4 separate regions of the Homo sapiens genome follow, and regions 1, 2 and 3 are each linked to region 4. Evidence: chromatin loops called from intact Hi-C (ENCODE). Cell type or tissue: Caco-2. All regions are shown on one strand. Region 1 has its middle 36 kb from the start of LINC02348. Region 2 holds the start of PCSK6 (proprotein convertase subtilisin/kexin type 6). Region 3 overlaps PCSK6 (proprotein convertase subtilisin/kexin type 6). Region 4 overlaps PCSK6 (proprotein convertase subtilisin/kexin type 6).

What was found. Peaks named below come from ENCODE experiments on the same cell type or tissue, not always from the same donor. Only the 100,000 strongest peaks of a DNase experiment are listed, where the experiment ranks them.
Region 1: it touches region 4 in a loop (2.8-fold over the local background); 2 of 110 quality-filtered maps call a loop at or near these places.
Region 2: it touches region 4 in a loop (5-fold over the local background); 12 of 110 quality-filtered maps call a loop at or near these places.
Region 3: it touches region 4 in a loop (12-fold over the local background); 2 of 110 quality-filtered maps call a loop at or near these places.

The regions. Positions count from the first base shown.
Region 1 is chr15:101,576,018-101,581,017 of GRCh38, forward strand. No RefSeq gene overlaps it. Among named protein-coding and RNA genes, the nearest start is that of LINC02348, 36 kb to the right of the region's middle. RefSeq lists an enhancer at 3,273-4,472. In Caco-2, a CTCF peak has its summit at 2,724; a DNase peak (open chromatin) is centred at 2,724.
Region 2 is chr15:101,487,283-101,492,282 of GRCh38, forward strand. PCSK6 (proprotein convertase subtilisin/kexin type 6) reads right to left here and starts at 2,425. Exons shown (of 22, transcript NM_002570.5): 1 at 2,092-2,425. The coding sequence starts at 2,388. It overlaps LOC124903566, which reads right to left and starts at 1,871. Exons shown (of 2, transcript XM_047433427.1): 1 at 1-1,871. It overlaps LOC107987228 (a long non-coding RNA gene), which reads left to right and starts at 2,485. Exons shown (of 2, transcript XR_001751730.2): 1 at 2,485-3,042; 2 at 3,106-5,000. In Caco-2, no CTCF peak of the experiment used is centred here; DNase peaks (open chromatin) are centred at 1,327, 2,159 and 2,571; H3K4me3 peaks cover 2,300 bases.
Region 3 is chr15:101,346,127-101,351,126 of GRCh38, forward strand. The region is part of intron 13 of PCSK6 (proprotein convertase subtilisin/kexin type 6); the gene reads right to left. Among named protein-coding and RNA genes, the nearest start is that of PCSK6-AS1, 14 kb to the left of the region's middle. In Caco-2, no CTCF peak of the experiment used is centred here; a DNase peak (open chromatin) is centred at 3,055.
Region 4 is chr15:101,437,681-101,442,680 of GRCh38, forward strand. All of the region lies in intron 2 of PCSK6 (proprotein convertase subtilisin/kexin type 6), which reads right to left. Among named protein-coding and RNA genes, the nearest start is that of PCSK6, 50 kb to the right of the region's middle. In Caco-2, no CTCF peak of the experiment used is centred here; a DNase peak (open chromatin) is centred at 1,951.

The sequences.
Region 1 (5,000 bases), 140 kb after region 4:
CTCATGCCTGTAATCCCAACACTTTGGGAGGCTGAGGTGGCTGGATCACTTGAGGTCAGGAGTTTGAGACCAGCCTGGTCAACATGGGAAAACCCCATCTCTACTAAAAATTCAAAAATTAGCGGGGCATTGTGGCGCACGCCTGTAATCCCACTACTCGGGAGGCTGAGGCAGGAGAACCACTTGAACCCAGGAGGTGGAGGTTGCAATGAGCTGAGATCGTGTCATTGCACTCCAGCCTAAGGGACAGAGCGAGTGACACTGTCTCAAAAAAAGAGAATGTACAACACCAAGGTGAACTCCAGGGTAAATGATGGACTCGGGCTGATAATGCTGCCTCAGTGCAGGTTCATCAATTGTTACAAACGGACCACTCTGCTGGTGGATGTTGGTAATAGGGGAGGCTGTGCCTGTAGTGGGAGAGGGTGTATGAGAAATCTCTGCACCTTCTGCTCAATTTTGCTGTAAACCTAAAACCGCTCTAAAAAATAGTTTATTTTTAAAAAGCTAAAGGACAGGCTGAGATAAAATATTCACCATACATAGTAGACTTAGGATTAGCATGCATAATATATAAAGAGGCTCTGCATATTGGCAAAACAAGAAACAACTTATTAGAAAATGGATGAAGGATAGAAACAGGCAATTCACCAAAGAATTCCAACTGCTTGTAAATACGTGAAAAGATGCTCAATATCAAAATGTAAGCAAAACACTGAGAGACCTATCAGAATGCTAAAAATTAAATGGGTGGTATGTCTAGAAGGCAACAGAAAAGGGTGAATAGTCAGGGAGAGTCCACCTCAGAAAACCAGGGATGCTGAGGGCTTGCCTTGCTGCTCCTTGAGGTCAGTGCTGGCTGTGAAGGGTGAGGAGCAGGTCTGTGTGGTTCTGAGTCTTCCCAGCAAGGAAGACAGGCGTTAAGCTCCAGGTGGTGGGATCACAGCTGAGCCCACCATGGCAGCTGAGGGTGACCTAGCATTGGTCACGGATGGATGACGTCCATCCATCAGGGTGGATGACAAAGGTTGGTTAGGACAATGGGCCCCAGCCCTTCCCAGCAGCCTCCTCTCACAGCCTGGTCCTTCTCCCTCTCTGCCCCCACCCCATGGCCCTTGCCATCCCTTCTGGAGGCAGGGAACCCCACACTCCAGCTGTGTCCCGGCTCTCTGCATCCCTGGCCCACCCCATCCCCAACCTCCACCAGAGCAGCATCAGATGGAGGAAAAGAAAAGGGGCAAGAGGAAAGAGGGATGGGAAAGGAACTCCAATATCATTTCTTTCCTCCGCATTTTGTCCTGCTAAAGACAGTTTTTTAAAAAAATAATTAAATCTGCCGATATAAGTTCATTGGGAAAAAAATTAAGGACAAATGGAAAATGATGGACCAGTTTAATAATCTGTGGTTAATCATATTAGCCCAGCAAGTAACACAACCTTGATTTCATTTTATTTGGAGGCTTTTGGGGTTGGAAATATGGGTGGTTAGGCTTATCCCTAGCCCCAAAGCTAACTTTTTTTTTTTTTTTTTTTTTTTGAGAGGGAGTCTAGCTCTGTCGCCCAGGCTGGAGTGCAGTGGCAGATCTTGACTCACTGCAAAACGCTCTGCCTCCTGAGTTCAAGAGATTCTCCTGCCTCAGCCTTTTGAGTAGCCAGCATTACAGGTGCCCGCCACCGTGCTTGGCTAGTTTTTGCATTTTCAGTAGTGACTGGGTTTCACCATATTAGCCAGGCTGGTCTCGAACTCCTGACCTCAGATGATCCACCTGCCTCTTCCTCCCAAAGTGCTGGGATTACAGGTGTGAGCCACCATGCCTGGCCCAGAGCTAATTTTTAATCCAGCAATGAGGAGGGACAGGTAAGGATCACCCCAGGGACAGAGGACGCCATTTGCCAGGGACATCACTTGCCTCCATTCTCTGGCTCCTACCTCTAGCTGCATCTTCGGGGGGCCCGGACCCACTCTCCTCACTCCCTGCCCCTCTTCAGGTCCTTCCATGAGCCCTTTCTCTTGCCCTGAACATGTCCTGTTTGGTGATAAATAATCTCCCTTCCATCCTTAATCTTTTCTCCTGTCTTCTTCTACCTGTTGGTCTAAACCAGCCTGATGTCTCCCCAGGGTCTCCGTGCTGGGCAGCCTTCTTAAATGGATATGTTGCCTCCCCGAGTCCCAGGGGCAGAAGCGGGGTCCACATGTCTTGGAGCTGTGTGCAGAACATTGTTTCACAGTCACCTCTCCAGGCTGTCCTCCATGGACGTCTACACTATCCATTGGTCCGCCCTCTCCCCGTCAGCATCACTGAGGCACCTCTAGACCCAGTCCAGTTCTTCCTCACACAGCACCCTTCAGAGTCCCAAGTCCCCTGGGATGTGTCTCCCCCTCAAGTCCGGTGACTTCTCCTGCACTATTCTCACGTGGCCCCGTGATGCTCAGAGCTCACTGCAGTCCCAGAAACCACCCTCAGAGGTGTATGTAGAAACAGGGTAACTGAAGGCTTGGGTGTGCACAAAGTCACCTGGGCTGGAGGCACAGGCCCTCAGTGTGGCTTTGGAACTGGTCCTCACACTGCAGAACTGGAGCTGCATCTCTGACATGACCCAGAAGTGGGGAGGGGGCGGAGGATCAGCGGCGGGCTCCCCATGCACAGCCTCTCTGCGGAGGAGGCTCAACTGCCTCTCATGCCCAGGACGCTGGTCCCTCAGTCGTGATCCACACCAGCCACACAGACGCCCTCTGCCTGCCTCCCACAGGCATGACACTGTTGCCTCCACCGCTGCAGAAAACCAAGTGCCTTCGCCACCATCTCTGTGGTCAGAGCAGAATGAAAGCAATCGGAGCAAGACCTCAGCCTCACCTCCCTGTCCAGGTGACATGCATCTGGCTGTCAGGCCCTTACTGACAGCCCAGAGGCAAGTGGTTCTGAGAAACGTGGGCTTGAACTTTCCAGCCCCCCAGAGGATATCCCCAAGGATGCTGGAGTGGAGGGGCGGTGGTCCAACATCTGCCACACTCACCGCAGTGCCCACCCCTGCCAGGACTCACTCCTTTGAACCCATAAATAACTTTGATCATATCTCCCAGGAACGTGTATATATGTATATGTGTGTGGGGTACATATGTGTGTGCATGTGTGTCCCCTTGTGTAGAGGGTCTGTGTGACTGTGCCAGGGGGGAGAGAGAGACACACACACGCAGTGATAGAGAGAGACAGAGAGAGAGAGAAAGACAAAGAGCCCACAAAGGGGCTGTGCGTGGGGAGCCAGCAGCTGACCCCCTGCCCCCCTCCCCACTTCTTGATCATGGTTTTAACCTCCTTGAAGGCAGGAGATAGGGATGGACTCACTTCCCTGCACAGAGCAGGAGGCTCAGTTCCGTTTGCTGAATGGCGCGGCTGGAAGTGCTCTGGGGGAAGGAAATCAAAGAATATAAGGAAACACAAAGTGGGGAAGGGAACTGACTTTCACAGACAGCTGCATGGCAGTTCATTTAGATGGGGTCAGGTTTTGGCCATCAAAAAAAGCTAGGAAAAACCTTCCTTTCAGAGCTCTTTGACCTTCGGAATCAGAGAAAAGGGATTGTCAGACGTTGCTGTTTTGAGTTATTTCTGGTTTCCCACTTAATTCTCACAGGTCTCAAGGTTGAGCAACTCATTTTATAGGAGAGAAAACGGAGGCTGGGCCAGAAGGACTGTCCTGGGATTGTCGTGGCAGGTGTGGGCTGAATGGAATGGCTAAGCCTCTTCCAACACTGTTCAAACACCCCTCTGTGGAGGAAGAACTGGGAGTCGGGGGCCAGTGCTGCTGTCCCGGGGAACTCCGAACATACACCCCAGATTTGTATTCAAGACTCATTTGTCACTCATGACTCATTTCCAAGTGATGGAATTCCAACTCACAATAGCTTATAAGTTTAGGGGCAGGTGGGGGACTTATTGCTTTGAGTCATGGGGACTTCCAGGAAAGCACAGCGCTTCAGGCATAGCTGGACCCAGGGGGTGGGCAGCCTGTTGCCCAGCAGCTCCAATGAAGGCAATGACTGGCCCAGCTTCGATGGTCTCTCCCCATCCCAAGGAGGGTCAAATTATCTGACTGGCTGGATCTGAGTCACGTCTCAAACTCTGTCACCAGAGGTGGGGTCAGTGCCAACTAAAAGGAAGGAGGGTTAGCCTCCTAAAGACAGCTGGCCAGACAAAAGACATACCGGCAAGGCCACACCACGCACTCACTAACTTGAGCCCCAACTTGGCCTGACCCCCGCAAAGGAGAGAGGGATTCTTTCTGAGACCAAAAACCCTTTCCCAGGTGGAGCACTCCTCTCTAGCAGCCATTTCTCTCCTTAACCGGAACATCACACTCGGCACGTCTGCAAGGGCATATTAAAGTATAAAAGCCACAGAAACAAAATTGAAAATAAAATTTATGACCCTTTTTCGAGCCAATATCCTAAAGCTGACCAAGATAGCCAACCAGATGTGGTCCCGTAAATTGCGGGAGAAGTGTAACGGGCACTTCTATGAAAGCACACACATAGAGGGGGACTCTGCTCATTTCCTAGGTCCCCGGGGAATGGATGAAGAATGTCTCAAAGATCTCGCTTCAGACAGAGAGAAGAGGTGCACTTGCCAACAATCAGCTCATCTCTTCCTTATTTCTGCTAAACTCGTCAAAGCTCGTCTGTTTCAGCTCCTCGGGCCACCTCAGCAGGACTGTTATTGCTACAGAAAAGTTCTGATACGGCCTGAGAACTTCTGTTTCTCTGGCTTAGAGATGTAGGTGGAGGGGCAAATATCTGAGTCCGATTCTGGTCAAGGATGTGCCATTCTTTTTCTTCCCTTTTAAGTCTTTTATTTGCATCTATTTTATGCTGAACTTCTTCCCACGCCGTAAATGTTTGTTTCTTCAGATTCTTCTGGGATACATTTTCTTCTGTGCAACCTCCTTTTCTGGCTTGGGAACAAATTTTCTTTTTTTCTTCAGCAAGGATCACCTCATGGGAGTTC
Region 2 (5,000 bases), 50 kb after region 4:
CCAGCACCATGCCTGAGTGACCGGGCTGCGTGGCATTCATGCTGGCTGCACTAGACAGAGCTGGGGAGACCCCGATTAACTCCCCAGAATATCCTGGGTACGGAGTGTGCATCGGGGCGAATCTTCTCTCCCATCCGCAAAACCAGGAGAGCAGACTGCACTAAGAACTCAGTGAGCCTGACAGAGGTTGTCTCAAAGGGGCGGCATGGCCAAGGGTTAGGCATTTTTATTCCCACAGATAGAAATTTCCGGGGAGAGTTACCTGTGCCTCTCTGCCTCTCTCTTGCAGTGTGAGCTCACAGCTCAATTTCAGCTCCATTCTGCTCATTTAATTTTAGAATCCCAAAACCCAGGCACTTTGTAATTTATCGCGTAGTTTAAGAGTCACTTTTAGCTGAAGACAAATTGCTGGGCCACCTGGGCACAGCAGCGAAGTGTGGCAGGAGCCAGGGGCACTACGCAAACATGAGGAACACCTTCTTCAGCCTGGACAATCAGCCAGGGAGAGTCAAGAACTACAGAGACAAACGAAGTCAGTGCTACCCGACGGCAAAATCTGAAATCACAGGATGTTTGGAGGGCCTTGAGTGGTTAAAAAAACTAAATATCTATATGGATATACATGTGCGTATATGTATGTGTGTATATGTGTATATATGTAACATTTTATATATATATATGCATATATTTAAAAGGTCTCCAAAGATGTGCTAGCATTCTTTCAGTAAACTCGAACCTGCCTTGTGAAGATTCCTTCATTCGAATGGTGGAATCCACCCCTCCAGCCACACACCTAATAGTACATCAACGTGGGGCTTGGGATGCAGAACTAATGTCATTTCTATCAATCAGGGACGCCACCACACCTTGCTGGCTTCTGCCACGGATAACGATGAAACTACATTTAACACTGCCTGGCACTAAGGTTTAGAGTTATGAGTCGGTGCTTCCCTGTCACTTCACTTAACCCTCTGAGTGTGTAGTTTGTAGATTTGTTAACTGCACTGAGAGGTCCCCTGGTGTGACCTCAAAATAACGGCCTCTCCAGGAGCCATAAACATGGATCAACCCCAACTCACCGCCCCTCAGCCCGGTAGCTGGTTGAGAGAGGAAAAAGGGACCCGCCGGGAGGTCCTTTGAGGGTAATGCCGCCTTTGTGCCCAGGGCGTGGCCTGCTTGCTCACTGACAGAAGAGGGGACAGCCGAGGGCTGCGGGGCTGGGAGGGCCCCGTGGGGGCCGGTGAGGGTCAGGCCCCGGTCCAGGCTCTGTGGCAACGCAGCATTAGATCTTTCCGACAACCCAGCGGTGTAGACATTGCCACTGACTGCAAAGGAGCTTGTCAGGGGAGCGACTTGCCAAAGGTCACACCGCTCGGCCATCAGAACCGCGGCAGAAGCCCCCACACAAAGCGCCCTCCCTCCGCTCCTGGAGAGGTTTTAAACCCAGGACCCCCGGCCCTGCGCTGTCCCAAGGCCTCTCCGACGGCGGCCGGGCTCCAGGGTGCAGGCTCCCGGCCATCTACCCCCGGGAGCCGCGGACACCGAGGGAGCGCGAGTCCCCGAGACGCCGGGCCACGCTCATGTCACCCAAGCAGCGGCCGCGGCCGCCTTGGCGCGCGCACCGGGTCCGGAGCTCGCGCCGCCCGTCGAGGGCAGAGGGGCCGCTCCCCCGCGGGGGAGAGCCGGGTGGGCGCCCAGGACCCAGCGGCGGACGGCGCGCGACGCCTGAGGCAGCCCAGACTCCCCCGGAGCCCGGCAGGTGTCCGCGCCGCCCCGGCTTCTGAGGCCACACTTCCGAGCGCGGGGTTGGGCGGCACTGCCGGGGGACTTGCGGTCGGCGCGCCGGACCTGCGTGGGCGCCCACGCGGGACCCCAGTCCCCCCCACCCCGCCGAGTGTCCCGCGCGCGCCCCCCCGGGCGACACCCCCCCCCGCAGGGCGCCCCGGCCGCCCGCCGTCCCCAAGCGGTCCCGGAGCCTTCCCACGCGCGCGCGGGGCCGGGGCCGGGCGGACAGGACTGCGGAGGCGCCCCCCTCGCGCGCGCCGGAGGCCGCCGGGAAAGTTTTGGGCGCGCGGGGCCGGCCGCACTCACCTGGCCCAAGTTGAGGTACCCGTGCGCCGCCGCCACGCGGTCCGCCTCGGCCGGGCCGCCCAGCACTTGCACCGCCCAGTGGTTGGTGTAGACGGGGCGCGGCGGGGGCGCGGAGCAGGCGGCAGGCAGCGCCAGCAGCAGCAGCCAGCGCCAGGGACGCGGCGCGAGCGGCCGGAACCCGGGCCCGCCGGCGCCCCCCGCGCCCCCCGCGCCCCCCGCGCCCGCGGCGGTGTCGGTGGCGGCGGCGGCCCGGGGCGGCGGCCGGGGCCCGGGCGCAGGCGGCGCGCGCGGAGGCATAGCGGCGACAGGCTCGCGCGGCGCCCGAGCTGCGAGTGCGCCGGGGGGTGGAGTGCCGCCTTTTAAAGCCGCTCCGCGCCGGGGAAGCGCCGCCGCCGCCGCCACCGCCGCCGCCAACACCGCCGCGGGCGGGAGCCGGGGAGGAGGAGGCGGCCGCGGCGCGTTCCCGCCCCCGGGCCCGCGCTCCTGCGACCGGGCTCCGGGGCCGAGAGCCGTCCGGGAGGCCCGAAACGCCCCCCACCGGGGGAACTTCCCCGCCGACTTCTGGGGCTCTCGGGACGCGGTGCCGCCCCAGAGGCGTCCTCGGCCCGCGAGTTCTGCTGGGAGCGGGGAGGCCCCGGCGTCTCAGGTGAGTCCCCGGTTCCCTAGACCGGCCGGACACCCGAAGGCCGCACTCACCTGGCGGGGGCCTCAGACGCCTGGCGGCCTCGCCCGCCTCCCTAGACGGAGGGCTCGCCCGTGTGCGGGGTCCCAGGGAGAAGAAGCTGCGGGGAAGACAGTGGGTCGCCCGGGACCAAGCCTGGCTGAAGGGACACATTGAGCGGGGCAAAGGCATGTGGCGCATCAGCCGGGCTCACGAGCGTGTACCCGAGAAACCACCGCACGGAGCCCATGGCGGAGGCCGCGGCCCATGCTGGGAGGCAGGCCGTGCAGGTGAACCCCCAGGCCGCGCAGGTGAACCCCCAGGCCGCGCAGGTGAACCCCCAGGCCGTGCAGGTGAACCCCCAGGCCGCGCAGGTGAACCCCCAGGCCGTGCAGGTGAACCCCCAGGCCGTCCGCTTAGCCTCGCTGCGATCTTGGGCAAATGACTGTGGTGGCTGAGGGCAGGCGCCCCACCTGCAAAATGCGGGGAACAGTGGCATCTACCCCGTCGGGCTGATTTGAGGATGAGGTCAGCTTTTGCTGTACAATAAGCTGTCCGTAAACGTTCGTTTTTATGAGCCCAGGGCCTGCCGTGTGGTAGGTGTTCACTAGACGATGTACACTCTTAAAAGCACCCACTGAGCTGGGACCAGCAGTAGAAAGTCAGCTGAATCATCCTCACCCCTGCTTCCTGGAGCAGCCTGGTATCCAGTGGATAATGATTTGAAGCACCCTGGAGATGGATGGAAATGTTCACACCATAATCAAGGAATTATGAAGGGTAAGGATCGCTGCTGGATCTCTTCTGTCATCCCTCCCAGGACCCATTGGTCCTACTGGCCCACTTCCAGAAAGCAAGCCATCAACCTGCTTAATATAGGAAGTAAAACAAAAAGGTCGAGAAGGCCTTGAGGTGGGAAGGAAGCTGCTTCTCTGATGGTCAGTTCCAGGAGCGGTCTCTTGTTGAGCGTGCAGGATTCACTTGGAGTCTGTGGCTTGGCAGCTGGAGGTGAGAGGCTGGGGCGAGAGGGGATGGGCTGAGGACAGGATCTGCATAGATGGTTTCCGAGGTCCTTTCCAGCCTCGCTCTCAGGAGCCCTTTGGTTTTGTAACCCACGTGATTCATCATTTCTTCAGGTGTGAGTCACCCCTAATGGAGGTGGGAGAACAGGAGGCGTGGTGGGAGGCCCCATCCCAACAGGCCACATCCATGTTCACAAGGGCTCCTGCCAAGGGCCCATCTTGGAACCTGGAGATCAACGTCCCACATGGCCTTCGCTTTGCTACACTAGATGTAACTTCACCTCCCTGCGTTCCCCTGGCAAGTGGGGTCAGCTGCTTGGGCCGTCACTCCAGGCCTGCCCACACTGCAGAAGACAGCCACCGTGTGTCCCTCCTACAGATGGACTGGATGCTCACCAGCCCCTGCCAGTGGAGAGACATGAGGCCCTCATGCAAACTGGCAGCCCTAGAGGAGAACCGGCCATACTTGTTGGACAGAAACAGTACCCAGAACTCTCAGTCTGCCTCTGCCTGACATGGCCCTGGCTGCCTAGCCAACTGGCTTGCAGAAGAGGGACATTGGCCTGAGTCAAGGGGACGGGGTTGGAGGCATTGCATTGTCACCTAGCAGCAGTATGTCTGGGCAGCATGTGTTACCTCTCTTCCCCTTCCCCTGCTGGCCGGATGTCCCTCAGATTCATCCTGGATCTGGTGCCGTTCTTCAAATATGTGGCCTGCTTCAAGATAATGTAACTGCACATCAGCTAAATGATTATAAAGCAGCTGGTGCCTCCCAAGACGGAGCCCCCGCAACGGCAGTGATTTTGACAGGCAGAGATAAGGGTGTTTCCATAATAATGTGGTAGATTAAGGGATTCAGCCTGCTGTACTGAGGGGAGACTAAAATGCATCTGAATTTTTATTTGGAGAGATCTGAATGTATTTTACTAACAAGTCTGGTCCTTTTGGGCTGAACTTTCCATTTGTCATGGAAGTGCCCGGCAATATCTTGACTCCGATGTTGTAGGAAGACCAGCTTCCCAAAATGAACATCCTGAATCGAATCGCCTCCTGTGGGTTTCCTATTGATTCACACGGTGACGGGATTAGCTCAGTCACGGGAGTACCAGCCCTTTTCATTGTGATAGGATCTGTAATAAAACTTGGCTAGTCGTCCTGCAGGGAGGGGATTTATTACTCAGGCTCTGGCTCTCCACATGGCCCCCGAGGTCCACACAGCTCTGTGG
Region 3 (5,000 bases), 92 kb before region 4:
AGCAAATTGGCAATATGTATCAAAGGCAGGCATATTTGTGGTTTCCACCTCTTATTTATCCCAGTAATTTTACTTCTGGTGAATAATCCCAAAGAAATAATTTTAAATTCAGGAGAAGGCTTTTTGTACTAAGCTGTCCGCTCATAATAGGAAAAAATGGAAAGCAATCTACATGTCCAACAATAGAGAGATGCTTAAATAAATTATGGTGCTTCTGTTGGTGAAGTATTATAAAAATCTATAAAATGCTGCTTACAAAGGATATTTAATGACATAGAAACATGCTTGCTATGCAAGTAACAAAAAGAAAGAACAAGTTATACATGCAGCACAGTTAGGACTCTGTGAAATGTCAGGGGAGAAAAAGACCAAGTAGAAATGCCTGTAGAGACGTAGTTTGAACACGAAGTGTTTCTGGAAATAGGTAATAAAGTCAAATGTTCGAAAATCAAACACACTTATCTATTCTGGGGCGAACCTGGCTGCCAGAATGCCGAACCATGCAGGCAACAGGAATGCCCAAGCGTACCTCATTCCTAAAACTGAGGGCAAATCTGGGAAAGGGGTTTCAAGAGAGCTCTCCCTCTTCCTCAGATCTGTCATTTTCATTTTCATCAATGTTTAGTATTTTATTTGCAAAAATTAGCTATGAGGTGAGACAAAGGTCATCTTTTTGTTATGCTTTCTACTGGAGATACAGAACCGACTAAACAATACTGTGATTCATAAATGTGCACAGCAGCAGTTGGTTGCATTTCTCCCCGAGATAAGTGGGGATACATACTTCTTTTTTTCTCAAACGAGGAGAGTTTTGGGGAAAGGCGTCACTGTCACGGCCCCGTGAAAGAGAAAAGGAGGTAAAGAGATTGACTGCAATATTAATGCAAATGGGGTTAAAAATGGAACTTTTTGACAACAGTGTGTATGGTGACTGTTTGGAGAGTGTGCCAAGTTCTTCAGCTCTGTTTCCAAGGAAGTGGGAGTGATACTCTATAATTGCACTTTCCAGAAATGAGAGTTTAGTGACAAACTTGAAAGCCGGCACAGAAGGCATGTGCTTTAAATCTGTCTTCCTTTCTAGCATCAAGCACAGGATAGATTGAGCCATCGAACACAGATTGCAAAATCTCAACTCTTATCTTAGAAATGAAGATTAGCTCAAAAGAGATGTCAATAAAACACAGATCAAGATGGCTAGCAATAAAATGAGAACAGTTATGCTCTTGGGAAAAAAGACATTGTTGAAAGGGCCACTGAAAGGAAATCAAGAATTCATGGAACTTTTTAGGATGAATAAAGGGAAAACATGGTCACACAGAAGAGACTAATCTCTTCCCCTTCATTAAACATTTTACTGAGTATGTACAGCTGAAGACAGAACTGGTTAAAATTATGTAAGCTCTTGATTTAAACAAGGTTCATGCTTGCACGCACACGCATTCATGCAGTCAATCAACAACTGTTTGTGAGCCATGTCCAAAGTGCTGAGCCTCTGGGGGCGGGAGCTGAGAGATCCAGCTCTGGACTTCCAAAGGCAGCCAAAGTTCTAAATGTGGTGGCTTTGGTCATCTGTCCCTCTGCAGTATTTCACAGAGATTACCAAAGCTCTTGTTCAATCTGCCACCGGAACACGTGTTTTAGTCCAGGTTCCCTGGAAAACAAGGGACTGAAGTGAAGCCCATGGGCTGAAGCTTTATTGGGAGGTGCAATCCCAGGGCAACAGGAGTGGAGGGCAGCAGGAGGAAGCGCCCGGGGTTGACAAATGGAAGGAGCTGTGTTTCAAGCTGGCTGCAGCTCCACAAAGAAACGGGGTGGTTGCTTAGCTGGGGGAAGTCTTCCAAACAGGCCTTGTGAGACCAATGTGCCCTCAGACAGGAAGGGCATACACTTTATGTCCTGTCTTTCCTTGGGTAAACCTTCCTTCTGGGTTGTGTTACCTGCCCCCTCCAGGCAGCCAGATGCTGGGGAGGCCTGATACCAAGCCTCACCTGGAAGTGGAGGGAAAAGCCACAACCCCCGCCCCCCCGGGGTCCCGCTGGGTCGGACCGGCCCCTGCGCCTCCGCTGCTCCTCCCCGGTGGGAACGTCAGCAGCCATTCCAACGCCCAGGCTTCACCGTGGGGGAGGCTGGGGGAGCCGAGGCAAGGAAGTGAGGGCTAGATCTCTTTACTGGGCAACAGGCAAGGCCTGACGACAGCAGGGCTGGGCCAGTCTGGGGAGACACGCAGTGGGGCCAGTGTGACATTTGCGGAGTAAAACGTCATCAAAATACATGCTTCGAGGTATGAAGTGTGAACTATCATGTTTGAAAAGAACCTGCTTCCCTGGGCTTTCTGGAGTCTTCCAAAGGTATAGCAGCACCTTCGTGAGACACCGTCACAGCACAAGGCAGAACACAGAATTCGATATGTAACTGACATGTGTAATTGGCTTCAAGGAAGCTCAATATCAAGAAACACTTCTTGGTGTTTCTGATGTTATAGGCACTATGGACAAAGATTGTAATCCTGAAACCTTTGAAACTCCTCATAAAGGATTTGTTCATATGAAACCTTCCTCCATTTGAATCTCCCCAGGCCCGTTGAAGTAGACACTATTATTCCCATCACACACGTGCAGAAACAGAGACTGAGAGATTCCGTGACCAGGCCAGGAAGCGGCCAGCTGAACTCAGACCACGCCTGCCAGCTGCTCTGCTCTGGGCTCTCCCTAAACACCACCCTGAGGTCCAAATCCCGTTCAGGAGCTCCAGTGTCTGCGGCAGCCTGGTCTCCTCCCGCCACCCTCCTGCTCCTCTCACTCAAGTCGCCTGGATAACGGGTCAGATTTGGTTTTCGTAACTGATCTGTGCCCCGATAGCTTATTCTGCAAGTTTTGGCAAAAGCACCACAGTTCTGACTAGACCTTCCTTGATCCTGTCTTGGCTTCAACTTTCAGGTTTCTGGGAAGGACAGAACCAAAGCTGGGATTCCACAGAAGCACAGGGTAGAGTCAGGTGCACTGGGCTGAGCTCCAAAGAAAGCCAAGCCCTGTGGGAACTTCCTGAATGGCTCTGCCCCGGGGGCCTGCAAAAGTCCTGAGGAGCCAAGGCAATGCTTGGCTTATCATCTCCTCCTGGCAGTTTCAACACAAAGCTTTTGGTTAGCAAAGTTTTGTTTGTTTTTCTCGGGAAAAGTGTTGCTTAAGAAGAAGAAAGGAAGAATAGAAATGTACCTGCTGAGTTCAAAAGTCAGAAGAGTTTTCCCTTAGGGCCAGCCAACCCAATAGCAGCCCAGCTTTGCCTCCAGCGCAGCAACCCTGGATTCAGTGAATTCCAAATTCCTGGGTTCTGTAGAGGTCGCAGCCAATTTGATTTTCCTCAGAGGCATGGAGGCAGGTCTCTACCAGCTTCTCCAGGCTGGAATTTTCCCAGAGAGCAAATGGACCAATTCCTAAAGGCTGTGGTAAAACACACACTTGCAGTGGCAGGTAGGGAGAGGGGAGAGGAGCCTGGGCTTCTGTGACAACCTACACAGGCTGCGTGAGAAATTTCATGTCCACCAGGTGCTGGTAAGACGCTGATGAGGGAGTCATCAGTCCCAGGTCTCCCAGCCCGTCACCGGTGCAGCCAGCGTGGGACCCAGGCTCCTCTGCCCCTGCATTCCCGTTCTTTAAATCACATCACTCTGTGGCCCCGAGTGCAGAGTGCCATACAGATTCGTTTCACACATTTGTTCTACCATCTCTGCAACTGCTGCTTGTTGGCTTTCTATCATGATTTTGCCTTCTTGTGTTTTCGTTTATTTTTTTTATTTTTATTTTTTCTGAGACGGAGTCTCTGTTGCCCAGGCTGGAGTGCAGTGGCACAATCTCGGCTCACTGCAACCTCCACCTCCCTGGTTCAAGCAATTCTCCTGCCTCAGCCTCCCGAGTAGCTGAGACTACAGGTGCACGCCACCATGCCCGGCTAATTTTTGTATTTTTATAGAGATAGGGTTTCACCACGTTGGCCAGACTGGTCTCCAACTCCTGACCTCGTGATCCACCTGCCTTGGCCTCTCAAAGTGCTGGGATTATAGGCGTGAGACAACGCACCTGGCCTTTAGTTTATATTTTATTTGGATACTACAAATGTTGACTATCTTGTGTTTACTGGTTATTTGTATGTTTTCTTTACGAATTGCTTTTCAGGATTTTGGCCTATTTAGTGATATTATTTAAATATTTCTTAGTGATCTGTAAGCACTCTACATTTTAAGGCTATAACACAGTATAGCACTCTGTGATTATCTAACCTCTACAGTTGAGATATTAGACATAAAGGTGTCTGCCTGTGTATTAGAATTTTTTTATGCCAAATATTACTTTAATTTTACCCCTTGGAAAAATGACTTTTTAGCATATGGAGAATTCAGATGATCACTATTTACTGATTAGCAAGATTTAGTCAGAAAAATAGTTTGATTTATTAAACAGCAGTTAAACCAATGGCAATTAGACCGGGGGGCCTCTGAGCCGGCCCTGGGAAGAATGAGGCCAATGAAAAAAGAATGCCTGGTTGCGACGTATATTCCTGGGGAGGACTGGAGAGTGGCTGGCCCCCGCAAGCATAAAGAGGAGCTGGGACGGGTGGGGAGCAGTGCACGTTGAGCCTTGGTCCTGCAATGAATACGCTCCCCTTAAAGTGTGCTTGTCCCAAGAGAAAGACAACCCTCTACCCGTTCAATTCCCAATATGCAGTGGTGCGCTGCAGCCGACCAGCACTGGCTTAACGGAACTGATTGTGAACATTTTCAGAACCTTTGTGAGCTGGTTGTTAAACACAGTCTTTATTAAACATTAAATTATAGAAGCTTACAATTGAATAAATTATACTAAAAACAAAGGTAATGAATATTCACAAATTGCCCCTTCCTCATGATCTCACTATATTTTGTCATTATCTGTGCTTCAGGGTTACTCACATCTGTTCTATCTACACAGGGGAAGCACTATCTCATGGTGGCTACTGGACCCCTCTTT
Region 4 (5,000 bases):
CGTGTGAAAGCTCTTTGGGAAAGTAAAGCTACTCATTTGTAAGTTAGTTCTTATTTTGCTGAAAGGGGACAGAAGGTGCCCCTCTCCCCACCGCCCGCCACCCACCTCCACTCACTGACAACAGAAGAGGCAGCTGGAGCCCAGCTTCACCTATTGTTAGGGGCTGACCTGTGAACCCCTAAATTCTTATGTTGAAATCTTAACCCGGGGTAGCTCAGAACGTGACTGTAATGGGAGATAAGGGCCTTAAAGAGGTAGTTACGTTAATATGAGGTCATGATGCGGGGGACCCTAATCCAATCTGGCCAGTGTCCCATGAGAAGAGGAGATTAGGACAGAGCCACTCGCAGAGAGGGACAACCACGTGAGGATCAAGAGACCTCAGAAGAAACCAACCCTGCCAACGCCGTAATCTCAGTCTTCCAACCTTCCTAAGTGTGAGACAATACGGTTCTGCGGTTGAAGTCCCCGCATCCTGTGGGACTTTGTTACAACTGCCCCCGCAGACTAACAAACTATGAGGTCCAACACTGCTCAACGTGTCTGACATGCAGTCACTGTCTGTACCTCTGTTATTTTAGCTTCAGCAATACAGGATACAGCTTTGTCAACTGAAAACTATATTTAGGATTTTTCCATAATTTAGCCAAGGTGGGTCAGAATTTACTTCTAAAGTATTTACATAGAAAGAAGTTGCTTATGTTACACACAACTTGCTTATAGGAGTCACATCTCTGGAACTTGAGATATGCTTCAGGAAGCATTGTCTACTGTTCTCTGGGTTGCTGCTGGACTTGTAAGGGAGTAAAAGCAAATGATATGTGGCCTTGACCCTCGATAACCTCCTGTTGCATTGGCAAGAGATGGGCTTGCATGCTTTGAACTCCAAGTTCCTCTCTCCCGAGGCATCCGCACAGCAGCGTCAGTCCGCCTTCCCATCGCCTCTCCTCTGGTTCTGGAACACTGAACGCCCTCCCAAGCCTGACGATCCAGGTCCCCCAGGAACCACCTGCAGCTCCCCTGCCGACTCTGTCTGTCCCTGACAGATCCCAAACAAACTGAACTAGTCATCGTTCCCAACAAACACTGCTGTGTGCTCCTACTCTAGGGCCAGATCTAGAATACAAACATACGACTGCTAGAAGAGCAGGCCAAGTCCGCAGCCTCTGAGCAGGCTTCCTGGTGGCAGGGATATTGGAGCCCAGAGGGGAAGGTGGGGAAGAGAGCAACAGCAGGGGAAGGTGGGGAGCCGTCTGTGCAAAAGCTCTGCAGAGGGAAAAAGAGCGAAAGTCACCCGAGGAGGATCTTAAAGGCCAGTGGTGGCCGTATTTCAGAGGATCCCTCAGGAGCATGGGAGGTGACTGGCCGGGGCAAGGATGCCCACATGAGGCCAGCAAGGAGGGCAGTGCAGTGGTGCAGGCAAGAGATGACAGGAGCTGGGCCTAGGGCAGGAGACACAGGACATGGCAGGGCCAGGTTGTACGGGAGGTGGAACAAGTGTAGGGGGGAAGGAGAGGCCGCTGGCACTGCAGTGGAATGCGGATGAGCGCTTCCCTCTGAGACAGACTAGGGTCAGAGACAGTGAGCTGGGTTTGGGACATACTGACTTTGGATTGTCTTTGAGATATCTAAGCGGAAGGGCAGAGCATGTCGTGAAAGAATAAAATGCTGTCTTTTAAGGTAAATTTACACATTCAAACTTTTTACCAATTCCTAGCAGCCATGCCACTAGAACCAGCTGGGTGGTGCTGAAAATGTGAACAGCCAACTTGTCACTGTCATTCGATCACCCTCATGGGGGAGCAGTCCACCGTCCCCACGTGGGCAAATCCTCTGGGCCCTGGGCAGCTGCCTGGCCCTGCCCTCAGCCCATGACACAGTTCATCAACCCCTGAGACCAATGTGGTCACTTACTGTCTATGTGCTCTTGTCAGGAACTTTCTGTTTGTTTGCACTTTGAATTGCTCTAGCACACAAAACTGTTAGATAAAATTCCATCTGTGGTTAATGGAAAGATCTGCTTCAACATTGCATCACTGCTGGAAGGAAACCCGAGCTTTGATTAAACTCCGGGGGCAAAGTCCCATCCTACAAAACAGAATGCCTCCTCTGGTCCTTGCAATCATTTTGCAACTTCTAAGCTTTAAAGCACTGAAATGAAGCATTGAACCCAAGCCTCCTACGGCCCTAGAAGGAGCCACCAAGGCTCCCTCTGAACATCTTTATCCTTCCATTTCCATCACCAATCTGGCTGAGATCTGTAGGGAAGGAAAAGAGCTGAACCCAAGTCATCATGCTAAAATGTAAGGTCTGGAAGACACAGGCAGCAACGACTAACTATAAGCCAGCTTGGAACATAATCAGAACAAGTAATTTTAAAAAAATTTGTGAGCCCTTTCAGTGATTGGTCGACGCTTCTGTAATATCCACCCTTCTCCAGACTTTTGGCAAAAGAACAAGTTAAAAACAAATGCTTTCAGTTTGCTTAAATGACAAGCCTTGGAAAAACCCAGCGACCGATAACTGCACACTGCGAACACTTGGGCTGTTCCTCCAAGGACAGGGCTGAGTAACAAAGCAATCTGAGCAAAATGGCCCTTTTCAAAGACGGTAAGAAAAACATCAAGTAAAGGTAATTAAGAATGCAAGGAAAATGACTGTACCATTCCGGTACAGGATCAGTGCGAAGAAGATGCCTAATAAGTGTGCGTGCACACACGTGCTTAACAGAGTCCTGCTGCTGACACCCCCTTGAGTTTTGTTTTGCTTTCCCAAATGTACATTCTATCTGCTTTTATGTGACATGGGGTGGACTGTACATTCCATCACTTATCAAAGCACTCCTATACAATAGGGACTGGAACTAATTAAAATAAGATACCGTCTGCATTTGATGGAACTTTATCCTAAGCCCCATAACATTCATTTCCAGTTTGGTCATTTGAACACAATGGCAGCCTCGCATTCCGAAGTCTCTGAATAATATTAAATCATCTTTTCCTTTTGTTAATAATATTAATTACACAACTCTCCAGATGTGAAGGTATCATAAAAATGCTTTGCCAACGTAGGGAAACGTTCTGATGCACTGCAATAAAAGATAACACTAAATACTTCCATAAAACAGCTAATTTCACCAAGTGTTTAATTGTAATGACTGGGTGGAGTAAATATTAGTCAGACTGACAGCTAATTGATTTGGTTTGCATTAAAGCTAGACAAATTTAAACAGAGGTATTTCAGTTGCGATTCTGAATTCATAATCGGTTCAGATGTCTGTGTGCTTTCCCTGGGGCTAACAATTTAATTAGAACTATGAGAAACAATCAGCCAATCCTAGGAACGTTCCAGGAAGGCCTGGGATGCCCAGGCTGTTTACCTTTCTTCCTTTCTTCTTTACTGGCAGGATGCATTGATAGAAGCCTTGCCAGGAGCTTATTAAGAAGCTCTGTGAGAAGGAGATTTTTATTTGAAAAAATTTAACTGCTACGTTAGCCTTTGCCTAGGAAGTCTCTATCCTTCCTTCTGCTGACTTCGAGGAGACAACTAATGCCTGGGAATGCTTTGCCCTCAGACCCAAACTGAATATAGGACTTTTAACACACCTAAAATGGGTCAATCAAGCAGCTCAGGTGCTGCAGAGAGGAGGCAGGTCCAGGGTATGGTGGCCCTCAAGCCCCCCACAGAGTCTGTCTCTGCTGCCTCAGCCTGCCTTGCTCATGCACAGGTCTCCCATCCCCATCTTCACCGAGAACTCAGCAACACAGAGACCTGCTGGGCAGCTCTGCATTACTCAGGCACAGGGTCCTGCACTCAGCAGGTGCACCATTAATATTTTTGGAAGGAAGGGATGAGCAGTCGACCTGAGTACCTTTAAAAGTTTTAAAATATAGTCACCAACAACAGAGGATGTAGTCAAAACACAGATTAAGTCTCCTATTTCGACTCTGCCTTAGTTCTAACCATTAAGAATCTGCTTTATTAATTCTTGGAAGGCCTCATGGAAAGAAGACCAAGAAATCCACGGTCCCCGTCTCTTCTCAGAGCATGCTTATGAGATGGGCTTCCTGCATGCAAACAGCTTGCTTTCATTGTAACTATCCGCGTGGTGGCAATTCAACAACTCAAAAGACTTCAGTTGAAGAATGAGGATGTTTCTTCACACGGCAGATCAAGTGCTTGCTTAAAGTGAAAGTGTGGAGGGATGCTGCGTCGACCTCTTTCCTAGCTTAGAATTTCCTCCAAGATGACAGATGACGGTCTCTCAACCGCACAGAACTCACGCCTCCTCCGGGATCAGCCTATGCACCCTGTACAGAGGCTCCCTGCTGCTCAGTTTTCTACTGATCCACCCTTCCCCAAGTGCCCCACTCTTTGGGAAGGAGCAACTACAATCTGGCTTTTTTCCTAGAGGATTAAATATACTGGCCCCTTTGAAAAACATTCCTTCATGTTCCATGGTGTAAGCACAAGTAGACGTAATCTCACCCCCATGTGATGGGGTGAGACGGTGCATGTAAAGTGCCCAAGCACAGCCATCCCTTAGTAAACACTTAACTCCTTCCCTTGCTATGAAGGAATAATGGAATTAGCACAATGTTTCATATCTATCTCGTTCGACTTATCCGTATCTATCTATCCATCCATTCATCCATCCATCCACCCACCTATAAAACCAATCCAGAAATATATTCAAGACAAGTCTGTCTTTTCACAGCCCAGGTCCATGGGTGAGCTCCATGGGGACCACTTCCTCATATGCTTCAAATCAAAACCCTCACCATGCGATGCCCCAGAGAAGGATAATTCAGGTACAGAGCCCAGAGATAACGCGTCTCTCCAACAGATCCCTGCTCAGTCAATACAAAAAGAGCCCTGATTGTCATTGAAGCAGGTGGGTTGGGGCAACACCAAGAACCCATTTTTCCATAAAAACTTTACTCTAAGTATTTTCTGGAAATAGCTGAAATAATATTGTGCACCAGCCAGGGGGCCCAAAC